Regions from separate parts of the Homo sapiens genome. Here region 2 is linked to region 1. A link is an interaction called in ENCODE POLR2A ChIA-PET data of the cell type or tissue named here. Cell type or tissue: MCF 10A. All regions are shown on one strand. Each heading gives the region's core, and the rest is flanking DNA. Links, peaks and the distances in the headings are about the cores only.

Region 1 (8,995 bases), core at 2,447-6,446:
TCTTTCCTTTACTAGGTGCCAAACAAGATACATGTAAGTTTTATAATAATATAAATATAATAATTTTCCCCCTCACCCAGTGGGCCCTCTTGTAAACCATACTTTGACATCTCCATTATTTCCCAATGTCTGTTTTCACTACTTCAAACAATGGGGGGAAATTTGATGTTCAAATGTTTGTAAGTGCAGGATTAAACAAATTCCTAAAGCTTACTAATCTTGAGTATATTAAAGTGAAGTGTCAATTTAAGAGGAGGATATAATCAGAAACTACAAGTTTTTTAAACACAGAATCCTTTTTATGTGACCATCTCACCTAGTTAATGTTACAAAAAATTTACTGTGGAAAATGCTGACCTACATGAACTGATTCAAGTTTCAGACACTCAATGAAGATTTAAGGTACAGGAAATGCCACTTAGGGAAAAAAAACCTGACATGTCATATCCTAGTAAGAAGATGGTTTTCAGGGGTGCGATTTCAATGGAGTATTCTAAGAGATAAAAATAATCATATAATTCTTTTTGGCCCAGTAGATGGTTTCTGAATGGCAAGTATGACAGACATTATACCCAGATAGTTTGTGAACTAAAAAGATAAATCTGAATTTAATTCTTAGAATAGCTCCAAGAACAAAATTGGATATTTTCTTTACATATATACAGGTAAATTCATCTATTTGCCATAGGTGGGTGAAAAAACTGTGGGTAAATGCAAGGTAGTTTCTTTCTGACCAAATGTAGGAACATTGTTTTTCAAATACATATGCAATTTCCCAGTCCCTCTTTCACTTTTTTGTACAAATTTTTTTTGAATTTTTATTCTGAAAATTGCATTCAAAGAAGCTCAACTGTTAGAATGAAACACTGAGCTTCATGTTTATATAACTTTATCTGGCAAGACTTTCAAAACATTTCAACATTATATCGAGTTAAAATTTTTTATTAAAAGTCTTTATTATGCTTCCTCTAAATCATTCTTGCTGACCTGTGTTCGTTTATGTTTCTCAGTCTTTTAAAAGTCAATGTCCTCTTCTAATAAATAACAAAAATGTTATACTCTTTCTATAGTTGGTATTACACTACAATACTGAATATGTTTTTTAAAGCTATGCAGGTGCCTATCCTGGTTTACTCCCAAAAGAAATAATGATTAAACATTCAAATGCAATGTGGTAGATTATAGTCAATCTTTGTTTGGATGTAAAAATCTTAATCAAAGATTCATTACTATAATGACTCATTTTCACTATGACAACCTTAACAAAGGTTGATATCTTGAACTAAAATGTCACTTAATGTTAATTATCTTTATAGAGGGTGCTATAGCTTTATATACTAAGGAGTTCAGAATATAACATGTTTGTACTTACTTTATTCACCAGGGGTATGTATCTCAGACACGAAGCAGATATTTAAAAAGTACTTGTTTAAAGAAGGTAAATCTTAGACAATCAGTAAGGTACTATTATGGCTTTCTTCCCTGGCTTTCTTTCCTTTCCAATCTTCCCCTTCCCAACATAACTTTATTGCTTACCAACAATTCAGGCAATACGTGCTCACTGTGACAATTTCAACAATTGGAGAAGATTTTATAAAAAAGAAAATTAGGATAAAATCACGTAGATCCTACCATCCAAAAATAATGACTTAAAATATTTATTTAATGAATCCCCAATTTGGGACACTTGTTTCCAATCTTTTCCTATCTTAAATAATAGAGAGAAGCATTATTGTATATATATCATTGAGCACTGGTCTCACTATAATAAATTCCTAGACACAAAACTGCTAGGTCAAAGGATATATCCTTTTATAGTGCATTTGACATAAATTACCAAACTTCCCTCTAGAAAGGTAACAACTCTTTACAGCCTATGAAAGTGCAGTCTTTCTTGTACCCACTGTAATAAAAATATACACAAGGGTAGAAATCACAGAGAAGCCTGGCCCATAAAAGGATAAAAAAGGTGAGTCAGGAGCTACAGAAGCAGCACACCAATGAGGAAGAAAGGCAAAAACAACTAAGATCTATACTGTTTTACAAAGTAGAATAGAATCTCTATTTACACGTAGCTCTCAGAAAACTGTGTGTATTCCCATCCAACAGTAGAAAAGACTACAATGGAAGAGAACAAAGATGTGGACTTTAATCTATTTATCTAAGTCAGAAAACAACAGAAAAATACCTCTTCTGGATCATCTGAAACCTTACCTGTCCTTTAGTTTATTTTCCTCCTAAAGCATAACCAGAGGCTATAAAATGAAAGCTTGGCTGAATGCAGTTGAACTTTTACCTGGTTTGTTTAACTCACATAGTGTAGCAATTTCAAAATGTGAATGTATTTATATGGGTCATGTGCACTCCAGTTCACACAGTCTCTAACACTGACTTTCTTAAATTTCATTGTTCCACTCATTTAAGATATCTACTTAGCCCTAGTGGCATTTGCTACTTTCATATAAAATAACCATTCAAATATCATAAAGTAGTAGTTTGGTAGATGCTATCCTGTGTCACTTAATAAATGTTGATACTAAAGGCTAGTCTTTTTTTTTTTTTTTTTTTTTTTTGAGACAAAGTCTCACTCTTGTCCCCCAGGCTGGAGTGCAATGGTGTGATCTCGGCTCACTGCAACTTCTGCCTCCTGGGTTCAGGCGATTCTCCTGCCTCACCTCCCGAGTGGCTGGAATTACAGGTGCCTGCCACCACTCCTGGCTAATTTTTGTATTTTTAGTAGAGATGGGGTTTCACCATGTTGGCCAGGCTGGTCTTGAACTCCTGACCTCAGGTGATCCACCTGCCTTGGCCTCCCAAAGTGCTGGGATTACAGGCGTGAGCCACCGCACTCTGCCAAGGCTAGTCTTAAAGAAAATTTTCTTCCTAAACTCAGTATCAAAGGTAATCTTAAACAACAAAGTGGGATACAAAATTCCAACTGTTAATTGCTATTTGACTTAACTTAGGTATTTTATTTTCAGGAAACCATCACACTTATTACATTACAGATATTTCAAAACCCAAAACCCTTAGCCCTTTTAGCAACTGCTAATCACCAGCGGCAACATACACAGTGGTTAACAGTATGGCTCCTAAGCTAGACTGCCTAAGTTCAACACCTGGACTGATAAATTACTGGCTGCACCACCTCAGGTAAGCCAGTCTCTCTGCCTGTTACCTTATCTGTTGTAGTTTCTTCATAGGGTTGGTATGAAGATTAAGTGTCATTACTTACGAAGCACTCAGACCAATACCTGGCACAAAGTATACATAATATGTATGCAATAAATGTGTATATTGTATAATACATATAGTACATATAAGATACACAACAATAAAAAAGTCTTGAAATATAAATATACAATACTTTCCCCTTATTGGCAGGAGATATGTTGCAAGACACCTCCCTGCCCCACTTGGTGCCTGAAATTGTGGATAGTACCAAACTCTATATATTATGGTTTTTCCTATACATACATATCTCTGATAAAGTTCAATTTATAAATTAGGCACAGTAAGAGATTAACAAAAATAACCCATAATAAAATAGAATAACCCTAACAATATACTGTAATAACAGTCTGTGAATGTGGTCTCTCTCTCTCTCACTCTCTCAAAATATCTTGGTGTTCTGTACTCACTCTTCTTCTTTCTTTTTTTTTTTTTTTTTGAGACGGAGTCTCGCTCTGTCACTCTGTCACTCAGGCTGCAGTGCAGTGGCGTGATCTCGGCTCACTGCAAGCTCCGCCTCCCATTCTCCTGCCTCAGCCTCCCCAGCAGCTGGGACTACAGGCACACACCGCCATGCCCGACTAATTTTTGTATTTTTAGTAGAGACGGGGTTCACTGTGTTAGCCAGGATGGTCTCGATCTCCTGACCTTGTGAACCGCCTGCCTCGGCCTCCCAAAGTGCTGGGATTACAGGCGTGAGCCACCGCGCCCAGCCTCTTCTTTCTTTTTATCATGTGTCAATAGATCTGTTAACCAAGAGGGCTACTAAGTGACTAATGGGTGGGTAGCATATACAATGTGGATATACTGGACAAAGGAATGACTCACATCATGGATGGGATGGAGCAAGATGGTGCTAGGTTTCATCATACTACTCAGAAGGTTGCACAACTTACAACTTATGAATTGTTTACATCTGGAATTTTCCATTCAATATTTTTGACTGTAGTTGACTGTGGGTCACTGAAACTGCATAAAGTTTTAAAATTGTGGACAAGGGAGTACTACTGTACAGATGGTCCTCACTTTGCATGGTAGTATGAGACCATTAAAATGCCTGTGAAAGCTGAAATCAGGCAAAGTGATCTTAATAATCAATGAGAAAAATTACTGCTGTTCCATGACCTTTAAAATTTTTTAACACATTAAAAACTTTCTTATGGTTCATCACAAAGGTATAGAATAATTTTTAAAAATAGTAAAACTAATATTTAGTTAGTACATTGTAATTTAAAACATCAGCAACATTGCAACATTGAGAATTGAAGTGTTTTACTTCTTTGTAAAAATTTATCAAGGGTACTTTAAACAGTGGTTGCCTTCTTTTTGCCATGATATAACTTGCAATGTAGAGTGAACATCTTTTCTGTACTTTTAGCAAATTGTCATATTCCTTACTAAGTCCAGATCAGGTACTGTAATTCAAGCACCTGATGGCAAGGTGTGTAAATTCTCAGGTTCTTTGGAAACCTAAGACTCTATGATACAGAAAAGAATGAAGATATAAAAGAATGAAAAGAGACAAGCAGAAGACTTACATTGTATTGATGATTAGCAACAGGTTTGTAATTGGTTGTTACAACTTTGTCCAGCTGTTGTGATAGCCTCACTGGTTTGGAAGACTCTTCTATTTGCAATCTGAAAAAAAATATAAGGCATTATTAACACTCTTGTTTAGCAGAGTGAAATATGAAGAGTTATTATTTCTATAATTCTTATTCAATGAAAACTAATATATAAAAAGGTAACCTCAGAGGATACACTAGCTTTAATACTTTAAAAATGCACTGAATATACGTGACTATAATGCAGAAACCAGTACACAAGCTAAATATACAAACTAACTCATTATAATGCCACAATGTACTTTTCACCCGCTTATTATATAGGCAAATCTTAACCACTAAAACCAAGAAGCTAATCAGCCTTAAATTTCTGGGGGAAAAAATCTTCATGTAAAAATAAATCATCTTAAATTACATGGTCTAAAATCAATCAAGTTATTAATTCAAAATGTCTACTCAGCTGATAAAAGATAAAGGTAAATAAAAAGAGAATACATCAACACTCAAGGTTTACTGAACAGCACAGAGAGAGAACATTTCTATCATCACAGAAACCTCTATTAGACAGCACTGCTCTAGAACTACTGCAGGACACCATCTAAACTGATCCTGTCTCTACAAAAAATTAAGAAAAAAAAAAATTAGCCAGGCACAGTGCCTGTAGTCCTAGTTACTCAGGAGGCTGAGGTGGTAGGATCACTTGAGCCTGGGAGGTCGAGGCCACAGTGAGCTGTGACTGTGCCACTGCACTCCAGCCTGGGCAACAGAGAGAGACCATGTCTCAGAAAATAAAATATAACTCAAAACACTGCTTTTGAAAATATATGCCACCATGTATAGTATATTATAAAACAATAGCTGACTAGTACATGTATATTTAAGTAGCTATCTTAGGATATTTTGTTTTATATTAAGTATAGCAAGGCTTATAATCATTTACTTATTTAGAAAATTAATTCACTTGGTATATCAGCACAGTAAATTTAAAAAACTGTTTTAAGGAAGGAAAAGTACAGCTTTCTAAGCCAACTATTTTTAATGATGCAAAAGTTATCACTGTACCTTTTAAACTCATCAGCAAGATATCAAAATATAAGATTGCAGTTTTTTAAGAAAATTGCCTAACATATCTAGTTAGATTACAATTGAAGAGTAAGTGTAAAACATAAGCATTTTTGGACAAAAGCTTATGTTTATTATTTATAGATCCTCACTGAGAAACTACTCAAGAATTTATTTCAGTAAGAAGGAAAATGAATCCAATAGGAAGCAGTGAGATGCAATGGTTACAGCAAAAAAATTGAAAACGATGTTAGAAAATTGCCTTTAATTAAAAAAAAAAGGCAGTTTTTTTAAATGGTGAAACTAACATGAAAGATGGGAAGGAAGAGATCAGACTGGATGCATTTTAAGTTTGTTTTCTAAATGTTCTGCAATAAGTATTTACTACTTTTATAACCTGAAGAAGTACACTTTCTTAAAAAGAGAAGAAATACTATAATTCCTTGGATGGTTCATTTGAAAACCACAAAAATGCTGGCTATTAAAAAATAATACAAGTTTAACATTATGTATTATTTTATTTGAATGGGACTTTAAATTCTTTGGTTCAATAAAATAGAAATTAAAAACAATTTCCATTTTAAATTCCTTCAAAAGCAGAATTAAGTATAAAAGGTGTCTGTATAACATTCCTATTATTTAATTCCTTGGATGAAGATAATTCTCTATTTACTTCTGCTTATTTTCAGGTATATACTATCAAATTGCTGAGAAGATATAAGATATTTACCAATTGCCTTTTCAATTTGAAATCTAAAAATGCCATAGGTTTTGTTTTTACCAAGATCCCCAAATTCAGTATACTCATTTCTGTATGGAAATGTAAATATTTAAATTATTCCAGTTACATATAAATCCATGCTTATCCTTTAAATACACAAGATGATTTACTTTATAAAGTACAAAAAGTTCTCTGGAAGTGTCTTTAGAAACTTACTGGATATGTAACCATAAATAATACTTACAATTATACTTTGCTTTTCATGTGCCACACAGAGTTTCTATGAACAAGGATTAAATTTTCTTGCTAAGACTGAGAAATCAACTAGCTAGAGTCTAGAAGGGAGATGTGCAACCCAAGGATGGATTTAGATTAATGATTCTTCGATGGCCTCTTACTATTCTCGGGGTGCAGCACAAGTTCCTTCATAGGACTTTAAGACTCTTTGGGATCTAGTCCCTGCGTATCTCTCCAGTTCTCCTTACCATTCTCCTGTATCTGCCTCTGGCTGCAGCTGTGCCACAGCCAGACTCTGGAAGGAGCCTCTTGCTGTCAATTATCCAGCAAGTGTTTACTGGGTACCCACTTCTGCCAGGCACTGGGTTAGAGGTTGGAGACATAGCAGTAAAGACTTGCTCTAGTGGAAGACAAGCATTTAATACTATAATTAACTGCAGTACTGAAGATGAACAAGGGTGATGGAGGGATGGTAGGACAACTGACTGCATACTGATAAAAAGAAAATATTAATCCCAAGGTGTGCATTTTGAGAGTAAACTGGAGCAGAGCTGCTCATGCTTATAAGAAATAAGGCAGGCTGGGTGTAGTGGCTCACACCTGTAATTTGGGAGGTGGAGGCAGGCAGATTACTTGAGGTCAGGAGTTCAAGACCAGCCTGGGCAACATGGTGAAACCCTGTCTCTATTAACAATACAAAAATGAACTGGGCATGGTAGTGCATACCTGCAATCCCAGCTAGTCAGGAGGCTGAGGCTCGAGAATCGCTTGAACCCAGAAGGTGGAGGATGCAGTGAGCCAACATCGTGTCACTGCACTCCAGCCTGGGTGACAGAGAGAGACTGTCTCAAAAAAAAAAAAAAAAAAAAAAAGAGATAAGGCAAAAAGATTAGGTGGAAATGATTCCTCCAAGGAAAGTTATGTCAAAGCTTCTAAGAGATAAACCTTTAGAGAGAGAAAAAAGATTGAAGACAGATATAGGAATGTTTACAAAGTGTCGGGACAGCTAAATGTGTTAACTTGGTGGGGGATGGGAGTGGGTGGGAAACACAAGTAAGTGTCAGCCTGTTTCTGAACACACCTGTGTCCTAATCTTGGCCCCCCATCCTCCTCTAATGCAATCAGCTCTCAGGGGTTTGGCCTCTCTAAATGGTAATCTGTTATGTTGCCGCTAAATTATCTTCCCTGTTTCAGTCATCTCCACGATTTGATCTTATGAGACATCCAAGGAAGGAGGCATGCACTAGCTCCTTCCTTCCATATTAAATGATTGTTCCCATTACTTCACAATTTGAAAATTCCTCAGGGTTTCAGTTTGTTTAGTGAAGTGCTTCTTTATAAACGGTAGCTTATTCTGGTCACACTCTTACACTTGAATTTATTTGTAGCCACTGCATCCAGACTCAGGTTTATGCAGCATACTTTCCTTTCAATTTTAATTCTACAATTCTAAAAGCCAATTTCATCACTCATACAGTGTCATGCAGTTTTTATCCTCAAAGCATTTAACCTTTTACATAAAGGAAAACACTGATTTTTTTTTTAAAAATAAACTCATTTTAAAAATTTAACTGTTCTATCATACATTTAAAAGGCAACCACAAGGGTTTTAATTAAAAGAGGACAACTTATGATTCAAAACTAAAAAGGTTAATGTATGAACTGAAAATATAACAAAGAACTAAATCTTAAAATACTTTAACTCGCTTTGAATCGTTTAAAATAATTTAGCAGGGTCCTTAACACTAAATAATTCATTTAACACTATCTCATGAAGTGACAAGAACAACTGGCAACTCCATTTCATCACTGAACAATGTACTAAATTAAACATTACTGACCTTGATATGCTTTCAAAGTCAAGGTAAGGTTTATCTAGGTTTGTACAAAATAATATAATTTGGAAATATGTGGTTCGTAAAGCACCACATATTTCCAAACAAACTACACAGAGGTATTAGGCTGACTTGGGAGCAAGCTAAAAGGCTACCCTGACCATTTTAAAAAATGAGTCTCCACTTTTTCAGAAAATTTAAAAATACAGTGTTGTTTTCAGGAAACAAATAGAAAAATAATGGCTGATCACTTAGATACAGCCAGGCTACATTTTACTTTGTTTTGTAAACCATTAAAAAAATACTTGGTGCTGGCTGGGAGTGGTGGCTCACGCCTGTAATCC
Region 2 (8,995 bases), core at 1,643-5,642, 66 kb before region 1:
CTGTAGTCCCAGCTACTCTGGAGGCTGAAGCAGGAGAATGGCGTGAACCTGGGAGGCGGAGCTTGCAGTGAGCTGAGATCGCGCCACTGCACTCCAGCCTGGGGGACAGAGCAAGACTCCGTCTCAAAAAAAAAGAGAAGCGACCACCTTGTTAACCCACTGTATTAGTCAGGGTTCTCCAGAGGGACAGAGCTAATAGGATAGATATATGAAAGGGAGTTTATTAGGGAGAATTGGCTCACACAGTCACAAAGCAAAGTCCCGTGATAAGCCATCTGCAAGCTGGGTAAGAAAGAAGCCACTGGCGGCTCAGTCCGAGTCCAAAAGCCTCAAAGGCAGGAAAGCCAATAGTGCAGCCTTCAGTCTGTACCCAAAGGCCCAAGAGCCCTGGCAAACCACTGGTCTAAGTACAAGAGTGCAAAGGCCAAAGAACTTGGAGTCTGATGTCCAAGGTTAGGAGAAATGAATAGAAGCATCCAGCACAGAAGAAAGATGAAAGCCAGAGGACTCCGAAAGCCGGCTTAGCCCACCTTCTTCCACCTGCTTTGCTCTAGCCCCACTAGCAGCCAACTGGATGGTGCCCACCTACATTGAGGATGGATCTTCCTCTCCCTTTCCACTGACTCAAATGTCAATCTCCTCTGGCAACACCCTCACAGACACACCCAGAACAATACTTTACCAGCTATCTAGGCATCCCTCAATACAATCAAGCTGCCATCTAATATTAACCATCACACCCACCTTGTTAGCATGTGGGTATGTGTTGAAAGTCTACAGGTTATGTTGAGAAGCTTTGTGAGAAACGAATACATGGAAGCTTCCGGGGGTTAAAGAAAATCAGAATACTGGCTGGGCATGGTGGCTCAGGCCTGTAATCCCAACACTTTGGGAGGCCGAGATGAGCGGATCACTTGAGGCCAAGAGTTCAAGACCAGCCTGTCCAATATGGTGAAACGCCATCTCTACTAAAAATACAAAACTTAGCCAAGTGTGGTGGTAGTCTCAGCTACTCTGAGGCCCGCCTCAGCCTCTCAAAGTGCTAGGATTACAGGCATGAGCCACTGCACCCAGCCTGTCTTTTTGTCTTGAGAATATGTCTGCATTCCTATTTCTTGGTGCATCCTGCACTGTCACCATAGGCCCCGGTGCGTTCTGCCCTGCACATGCACCATGTGTAGTGTAATAGCGAGGCAGCAAGGCACAGAAGGAGGGTGTGTGTTATTACATAACATCATGTAAGCCCAAACCCTGCCACCCAACCCAGATGGGAGTTATTATACAGTGACATTTCCCTGCAGTGTCTTGTAACATTAGACTTCCCTTTTCTTTCCTAGAATTCTTTAAAACACCCTTCCCTTGTATATAAATAACTTCTAAAAATATTGGAAAGTAGCTGTCCTGCCAGGTTATAGCAGGAGGTTAGCATTAGAAGAAAGCTTCAATTCCCCCCCCCCCATTATTTTGTTCTTCATTTATTTAATAGCAGCCTAGACTTTAATCTGAGTATAGTACAAGGTTTGGGGAACACTGCAGGAGTCTGAAATCAATAGTGATGTCATTAAATTGCCACTTTAAATTGGCTTATCCTGGCTGCTGACACCCCTTCCGCTCCCTGGGCAAACTACAACTTTTTAACAGCCAACACTTAGTGTGCTCTCTCTCTCTCTCCATAAACTAACCTAAACTATAAGAGAAAACTCTTGTCTTGCATTATTCTGACTCTAGTCCAGTGCTTTCCAAAGTATCTGTGGTAAAGGACTGGTTTTCTTTTCTTTCTTTATTTCTTTCGAGACAGAGTCTTGTTCTGTCACCCAGGCTGGAGTGCAGTGGCGTGATCTCGGCTCACTACAAACACTGCCTCCTAGGTTCAAGCGATTCTCCTGCCTCAGCCTCCCGAGTAGCTGGGATTACAGGCATGCACCACAACGTCTGGCTAATTTTTGTGTTTTTATGTTTTTAGTAGAGTCGGGGTTTCTCCATGTTGTCCAGGCTGGTCTCAAACTCTTGTCCTCAGTGATCCACCCGATTCGGCCTTCCAAAGTGCTGGGATTACAGGCGTGAGCCACCGCACCCAGTCTCAGGACTGGTTTTCTTTAAATTTGCAATCTGTTTGGACTGATAACTTTCATAAAATATAATAAATATGAATTATTATAAATGTAAGTTGGAAAGAAAAACATGCAAAATACAATTCCAAATAACTTTTTTGTTATTACATTGTATTTTTAGATTCAATAAACAAAATTATTCTATCATATTGCCTGAAAAGCTCCCTTCCTTCCTTCGTTCCTTCCCTCTTTCCTTCTTTCTTTTTTTTTTGAGATGGAGTCTCGCTCTGTTGCCCAGGCTGGAGTGCAGTGGCATGATCTCAGCTGACTGCTGCCTCCTGGGTGCTGGGATTACAGATGTGAGCCACCTCACCCAGTTTCTAAATGTGTGCTCTCAATCTCTGTCCCACACAGTGGACCACATGTTGAGTCACTATGCTTTAGTTGATACTGGCCTGAACATTACATAGTTTTGAGTTCTGAACTTGCAGTCAAATACTTTCACACTTCCCTTTTCAAAACCTTGCAAACTTTTGGCCTTTCTTTCTCCTTTCTCCTTCCTTCCTTCCTTCCTTCCTTCCTTCCTTCCTTCCTTCCTTCCTCCCTTCCTTCCTCCCCTTCCTTCCTCCCCTTCCTCCCCTCCCCTCCTCTCTCTCTCTCTTTCTTTCTTTCTGACAGTCTCGCTCTGTCACCGAGGCTGGAGTGCAGTGGCGCGATCTCAGCTCACTGCAACCTCTGCCTCCAAGGTTCAAGCATGCCTCAGCCTCCTGAGTGGCTGGAATTACAGGTGTGCACCACCACACCCAACTAATTTTTTTTTTTTTTTGAGATGGAGTCTTACTCTGTTGCCCAGGCTGGAGTGCAGTGGTGCGATCTCAGCTCGTTGCAACCTCTGCCTCCCGGGTTCATGCAATTCTTCTGCCTCAGCCTCCTGAGTAGCTGGGATTACAGGCACCTGCCACCACACTGGGCTAATTTTTGTACTCTTAGTAGAGACGGGTTTCTCCATGTTGGCCAGGCTGGTCTTGAACTCCTGACCTCAGGTGATCCACCCACCTCCGCCTCCCAAAGTGCTGGGATTACAGGCGTGAGCCACCATGCCTGGCCTGTATTTTTCTTTAGTAGAGATGGGGTTTCACTATGTTGGACAGGCTGGTCTCAAACTCCTGACCTCAAGTGATCCGCCCGCTTGGCCTCCCAAAGTGCTGCGATTACAGGCATGAGCCACCGTACCTGGCCTGACCTGACTTGCAAAACCTTCACAATGTGCCCCAAACCTACTTTTTAAAAATCACCAGAAGGCCCAGTTTTCTTTTTATTTTTTTCTTTTTTTGAGATGGAGTTTCACTCTCATTGCCCAGGCTGGAGTGCAGTGACTCGATCTCAGCTCACTGCAACCTCTGCCTCCTGGGTTCAAGTGATTCTCCTGCCTCAGCTTCCTGAGTAGCTAGGATTACTGGCACCTGCCACCACGCCCTGCTAGTTTTTGTATTTTTAGTAGAGACAGGATTTCACCATGTTGGTCAGGCTGGTCTCAAACTCCTGACCTTAGGCAATCCAGTCACCTCGGCCTCCCAAAGTGCTAGGATTACAGGCATGAGCCACCGCACCCGGCCTCCAGTTTTCTTTTTCTTTTCTTTTCTTTTCTTTTTTTTTTTAAAAAAAAGATGGAGTCTCGCTCTGTCGCCCATGCTGGAGAGCAGTGGTGCGATCTCGGCTCACTGCAACCTCCGCCTCCCGGGTTCAAGCGATTTTCCTGCCTCAGCCTCCCGAGTAGCTGGGATTACAGGCATGCGCCACCATGCCTGGCTAATTTTTGTATTTTTAGTAGAGACAGGGTTTCACCATGTTGGCCAGGCTGATCTCGAACTCCTGACCTCAAGTGATCTGCCCGCCTCGGCCTCCCAAAGTGCTGGGATTACAGCCACTGTGCCCAGCCAATAAATGTTTGTTGAATAAAGGAATATAATTTATAAAGTTTGGAAAGGGTCAGCATATATGGTTTTTGAGAAAAGGAAATGGGTTAATGAACTGCAGAGAAGAAAGCTAAAGATGGGTACAGTAGCTCACTCGGGCCAACTGTATATGAAAAAAGATGAAGAACTTGTCTACCTTATATGATGTGAAGTGTTATTTTAAAGGTGCCAAGATCATCTGATTATCTGTACCCCAAAATAGCCCTCCCCCCATTGACCTGCTTGCACACCTGAAATTCCATTATTAACTGTACATTCTTTTTTTTTTCTTCTTTTTAGACACAGGGTCTTGCTTTGTTGCCCAGGCTGTAGTGCAGTGGTGCAATCATGGCTCACTGTAGCCTTGACCTTCAAGCAATTCTCTCACTTCGGCCTCCTGAGTAGCTGGGACTACAGGCATGCTTCACCGTGCCCAGCTAATTTTTTAATTTTTTTGTAGAGATGGAGTTTCATCATGTTGCCCAGGCTGGTCTCAAACTCCTGGGCTCATGCAATCTGCCCACTCTGACCTTCCAAAGTGTTAGGGTTACAGGCATGAGCCACCAGGGCCCAGCCCTACGTATCCATTCCTACCTGGGTATTGAGTATCAATGATTGTTAATATCACAAAAAGAGAGACAACCAAGTATCTGTTACATACTTCCTGATGGAAGAACACACCACCAACTATGAAATGGCCTTGTCAAAAGATCAAACCTAAAGCTGATTGACATCCGTATACCAAATTATGGCAACTGTAGGGACAGAGGGCATATTATATGACACTACAGTGATGCCATTGCTGAAGCCCTGACTGGGGAATTCTAAAGGACAAACAACTTGAGTTTGTTTTTGTTTTTTTTAACAAATAAATCAAAAGAAAAAAGAAACAGATAAATTCTAGATTAATAAGAGATTTAAAAGATCAACCAATCGCAATGTATAAACCTTATTTGTGTTACCGGAAAGGGGTTCCAATCCAGACTCCAAGAGAGGGTTTGTGGATCTTGTGGAAGAAAGAATTCAGGGCCAGTCTGTAGAGTAAAGTGAAAGTAAATTTATTAGGAAAGGAAAGGAATAAGGAATGGCTACTCCATAGAGCAGGCCCAAGGGCTGCTGGTTGCCCATTTTTATGGTTATTTCCTGATGACATGCTAAACAAGGGGTGGATTATTCATGCCTCCTCTTTTTAGACTATATAGGGTAACTGCCTGATGCTGCCATGGCATTAGTAACTGTCATGGCACTGGTGGGAGGGTAGCAGTGAGGACGACCAGGGGTCACTCTCATCACCATCTTGGTTTTGGTGGGTTTTGGCCGGCTTATTTACTGCAAGCTGTTTTATCAGCAAGGTCTTTATGACCTGTATCTTGTGTTGACCTCCTAGCTCGTCCTGTGACTCAGAGTGCCTTAACCTCCTGGGAATGAGGCCCAGCAGGACTTAGCCTTGTTTTACCCAGCCTCTATTCAAGATGGAGTTGCTCTGGTTCAAAGACCTCCGACATTTGATCCTGATTGAAGCAAACTATAAAAAAAGAAATTTATGACATTGATGATATTATGGTTATTTTTTCTAGTCTTTTTTACCTTTAGTTTCTTTTTTTTTACTTTTATTTTAGGTTTGGGGGTCCACGTGCAGTTTTGTTATATAAGTAAACTCGTGTCACAGGGCTTCGTTGTATAGATTATTTCATCACGCAGGTACTAAGCCTTGTACCCAATAGTTATTTCTTCTGCTCTGAAGTCTTAATCTTTTAGAGAACATTATCTCTTGAGATTTGTTTTAAAATAATATAGCAAGGGAGAAGTGAGTGGTGAGATAGTTGAAACCAAATGGGCTCTGGTTGATAATACTGAAGCAGGAGGACGGGTACACAGGTTATTATTGAAATTTTCCATAATTAGAAAAATTAAAATTAAAAAAATAAAACAGACTGCCCCTCAGCCAAGTCTTCCGGGCTCCAGAGGGCCTTTTGAAAAACTGTTAGCCCTCGCAGTGGGTTAATATAGTAACAAATGATTAATCATTAACATTTTAGTCTGTGATGGTTTCCAGCAGCTTCACTGAAATGCCTGCCTTCCGCAGCCCAGCCTTTCACTCTTCAGCCCACCTCTCCAGCTTCTCCCTCCGAGACCCCTGCAGCCCCAACATACCCTCCACTTCTCTGCACCCAACCCCTTGCTGCCGGTGCCATTTTGCCTCCTGCAATGACCCCTCTGCCATCCTCGACCTGGCAGAGCCTGCTTATGTTTACCAATCCAGATAAATGCTGCTTCCTTTGTGAGAGCTTCCTCCTCCTCTTCCTCCTCCTCCTCCTTTCTCCCACTTTTCTTCCTCCCCCTCCTCCCCCTCCTCCCCCTCTTCCTCTCTCCTCCTCCCCCTCTTCCTCCTCTTCCTCTGTCAGAATCCATCACTCCCCCCAAAGAGCTCTGATTCTATTGTTCTTTCTATGTACTTAGCACCTTATGTTACATTTTCTTTCTTTCTTTCTTTCTTTTTTCTGGAGGGCAGTGGCGCAATCTCAATCTCTGCTTCCCGGGTTCAAGTGATTCTCCTGCCTCAGCCTCTCAAGTACCTGGGACTACAGACACATGCTGCCATGCCCGGCTAGTTTTTTGCATTTTTAGTAGACATGGGGTTTCACCATGTTGGCCAGGCTGCTCTGGAACTCCTGACCTCAAGTGATCCTCCTGACTCGGCCTCCCAAAGAGCTGGGATTACAGGCGTGAGTCATGGCACCTGGCCTTTATGTTACATTTTCACGTAATATTCCAACTTTTTTTTCATGTAATATTCCAACTTAAATTAAGATGGACATTTTTGGCAGATTAACTATTTGGGTTAATCTATCTGTCTACTCTAATCTCAGTCAAGGCTGGACAACCTTCATTTAAAGGCACTTTGGCCTTTGGCCAGAGTTCAGCGGGCCACACTCAGGCTGGATGGGCTGCAGGGCTGCAAATTTGAAACAGCAACAGGTGCTGACAGGCCGAGCAGCTGGGGAGAGACTGGCACAAAGGAGTGCACATGCCCTGGCCCAAAGGCGCACCCACCTCCCAGCTACAGGGGACTGTGGACCCTAGGTTAAGGGCGCCTTTAAATATTCATTCTCGGACCTCATTTTGGATTCATTATTTTATATTCATTTCCTTAACCAGGGCCTCACAAATGGTATCAGTTTAGGCCCTAGAAAGCCTGGGCCCTGGGGCTGGGCGCGGTGGCTCATGCCTGTAATCCCAGCACTTTGGGAGGCCGAGACAGGTGGATCACTTGAGGCCAGGAGTTCGAGACCAAGCTGGCCAACATGGTGAAACCTCGTCTCTACTAAAAACATAAAAATTAGGTGGGCGTGGTGGCGCACGCCTGTAATCCCAGCTACTTGGGAGGCTGAGAATTGCTTGAACCTGGGAGGCGAGGTTGCAGTGAGCCAAGATCGTGCCACTACACTCCAGCCTGGGCGACAGAGTAAGACTCTGTCTCAAAAAAAATTTAAAAAAAGAAAACCTGGGCCCCACCCCCTGGCTGCACGTTCCACCTTTTCTTGCTGATTTGGAGTTGAGCCCAATCTCTCCCCCACTGGGGAACAGTCCTTATATATATGGTGACGGCCCCCCGACTAAAGTCTGCCATTCCACTTTAACAAGTGTCAGTAGTGACCCTCCCCTCCCCTCCCCTCCCCTCTCCTCTCCTTTCCTTCTTTTTGAGATGGAATCTTCCTCTGTCGCCCAGGCTGGAGTGCGGTGGCGTGATCTTGGCTCACTGATTCCTCTGCCTCCCAGATTCAAGCGATTCTTCTGCCTCGGCCTCCTGAGTAGCTGGGATTACAGACATGTGACACTACACCCAGCTAATTTTTGTGTGTGTTTTTTTTTTTTTTTTTGAGACGGAGTCTCGCTCTGTCGCCCAGGCTGGAGTGCAGTGGCGGGATCTCGGCTCACTGCAAGCTCCGCCTCCCGGGTTCACGCCATTCTCCTGCCTCAGCCTCCCAAGTAGCTGGGACTACAGGCGCCCGCCACTACGCCCGGCTAATTTTTTGTATTTTTAGTAGAGACGGGGTTTCACCGTTTTAGCCGGGATGGTCTCGATCTCCTGACCTCGTGATCCGCCCGCCTCGGCCTCCCAAAGTGCTGGGATTACAGGCGTGAGTTGTGTTTTTAGTAGAGACGGGGTTTCGCCATGTTGGCCAGGCTGGTCTCGAACACCTGACCTCAAGTGATCTGCCCACCTTGGCCTCCCAAAGTGCTGGCGTGAGCCACCACGCCCGGCCATGAGTAATTTTTTCTGTAGCACACATCTGGCACGTCCCCTCTCCCTCACTCAGCTCCAGTTGCTCAGGCCTCCCCAGTGCCCCTCAAACATCCCCCCCAACTCCTGACCTTATGCTCGCTCTGCCCTTGGAGTCCCATGTGGCTTACACTCTCATTTCTTTTTCTTTTTTCTTTTTTTTGAGATGGAGTCTTGCTCTGTCCACCAGGCTGGAGTGCAATGGCACAACCTCGGCTCACTGCAACCTCTGCCTCCTAGGTTCAAGCCATTCTCCTGCCTCAGACTCCCAGGTAGCTGGGACTACAGGCATGTGCCACCACGCCTGGCTAATTTTTTTTTTTTTTTTTTTTTTGGATTTTTAGTAGAGGTGGGGTTTCACTGTGCTGGCCAGGCTGGTCTCGAACTCCTGACCTCATGATCCACCTGCCTCGGCCTCCCAAAGTGCTGGGATTACAGATGTGAGCCACTGCGCCCAGCCTACACTCTCATTTCTTAGGGTCTCTGCTCTCTTATCAGGAAGGGCTTTCCTAAAGAACCATCTAAATAGCAGTGCCCGACACTCTATCCCGCCTCCCGACTGACATACCATTACCTTCTGATGGGTGAGACCCTGACTTGCTGTTACCGTAGCCCCCATCAGAATGACATCCATTAGAACAGAAGGACCATGAAAGCAGGGACAAGGGCTCTATTTTAGCTTTCACTTTAAGAACACATTTTGT

What was found. Peaks named below come from ENCODE experiments on the same cell type or tissue, not always from the same donor. Only the 100,000 strongest peaks of a DNase experiment are listed, where the experiment ranks them.
Region 2: POLR2A ChIA-PET joins it to region 1 with 5 read pairs; 9 of 35 experiments call an interaction of 5 or more read pairs at or near these places.

Annotation. Positions count from the first base shown.
Region 1 is chr13:45,248,745-45,257,739 of GRCh38, reverse strand. It overlaps GTF2F2 (general transcription factor IIF subunit 2), which reads right to left. Exons shown (of 8, transcript NM_004128.3): 6 at 4,770-4,869. Among named protein-coding and RNA genes, the nearest start is that of KCTD4, 52 kb to the right of the region's middle. In MCF 10A, for the core only: no CTCF peak of the experiment used is centred there; a DNase peak (open chromatin) is centred at 4,059.
Region 2 is chr13:45,313,662-45,322,656 of GRCh38, reverse strand. No RefSeq gene overlaps it. Among named protein-coding and RNA genes, the nearest start is that of SNORA31B, 18 kb to the left of the region's middle. In MCF 10A, for the core only: no CTCF peak of the experiment used is centred there; no DNase peak of the experiment used is centred there.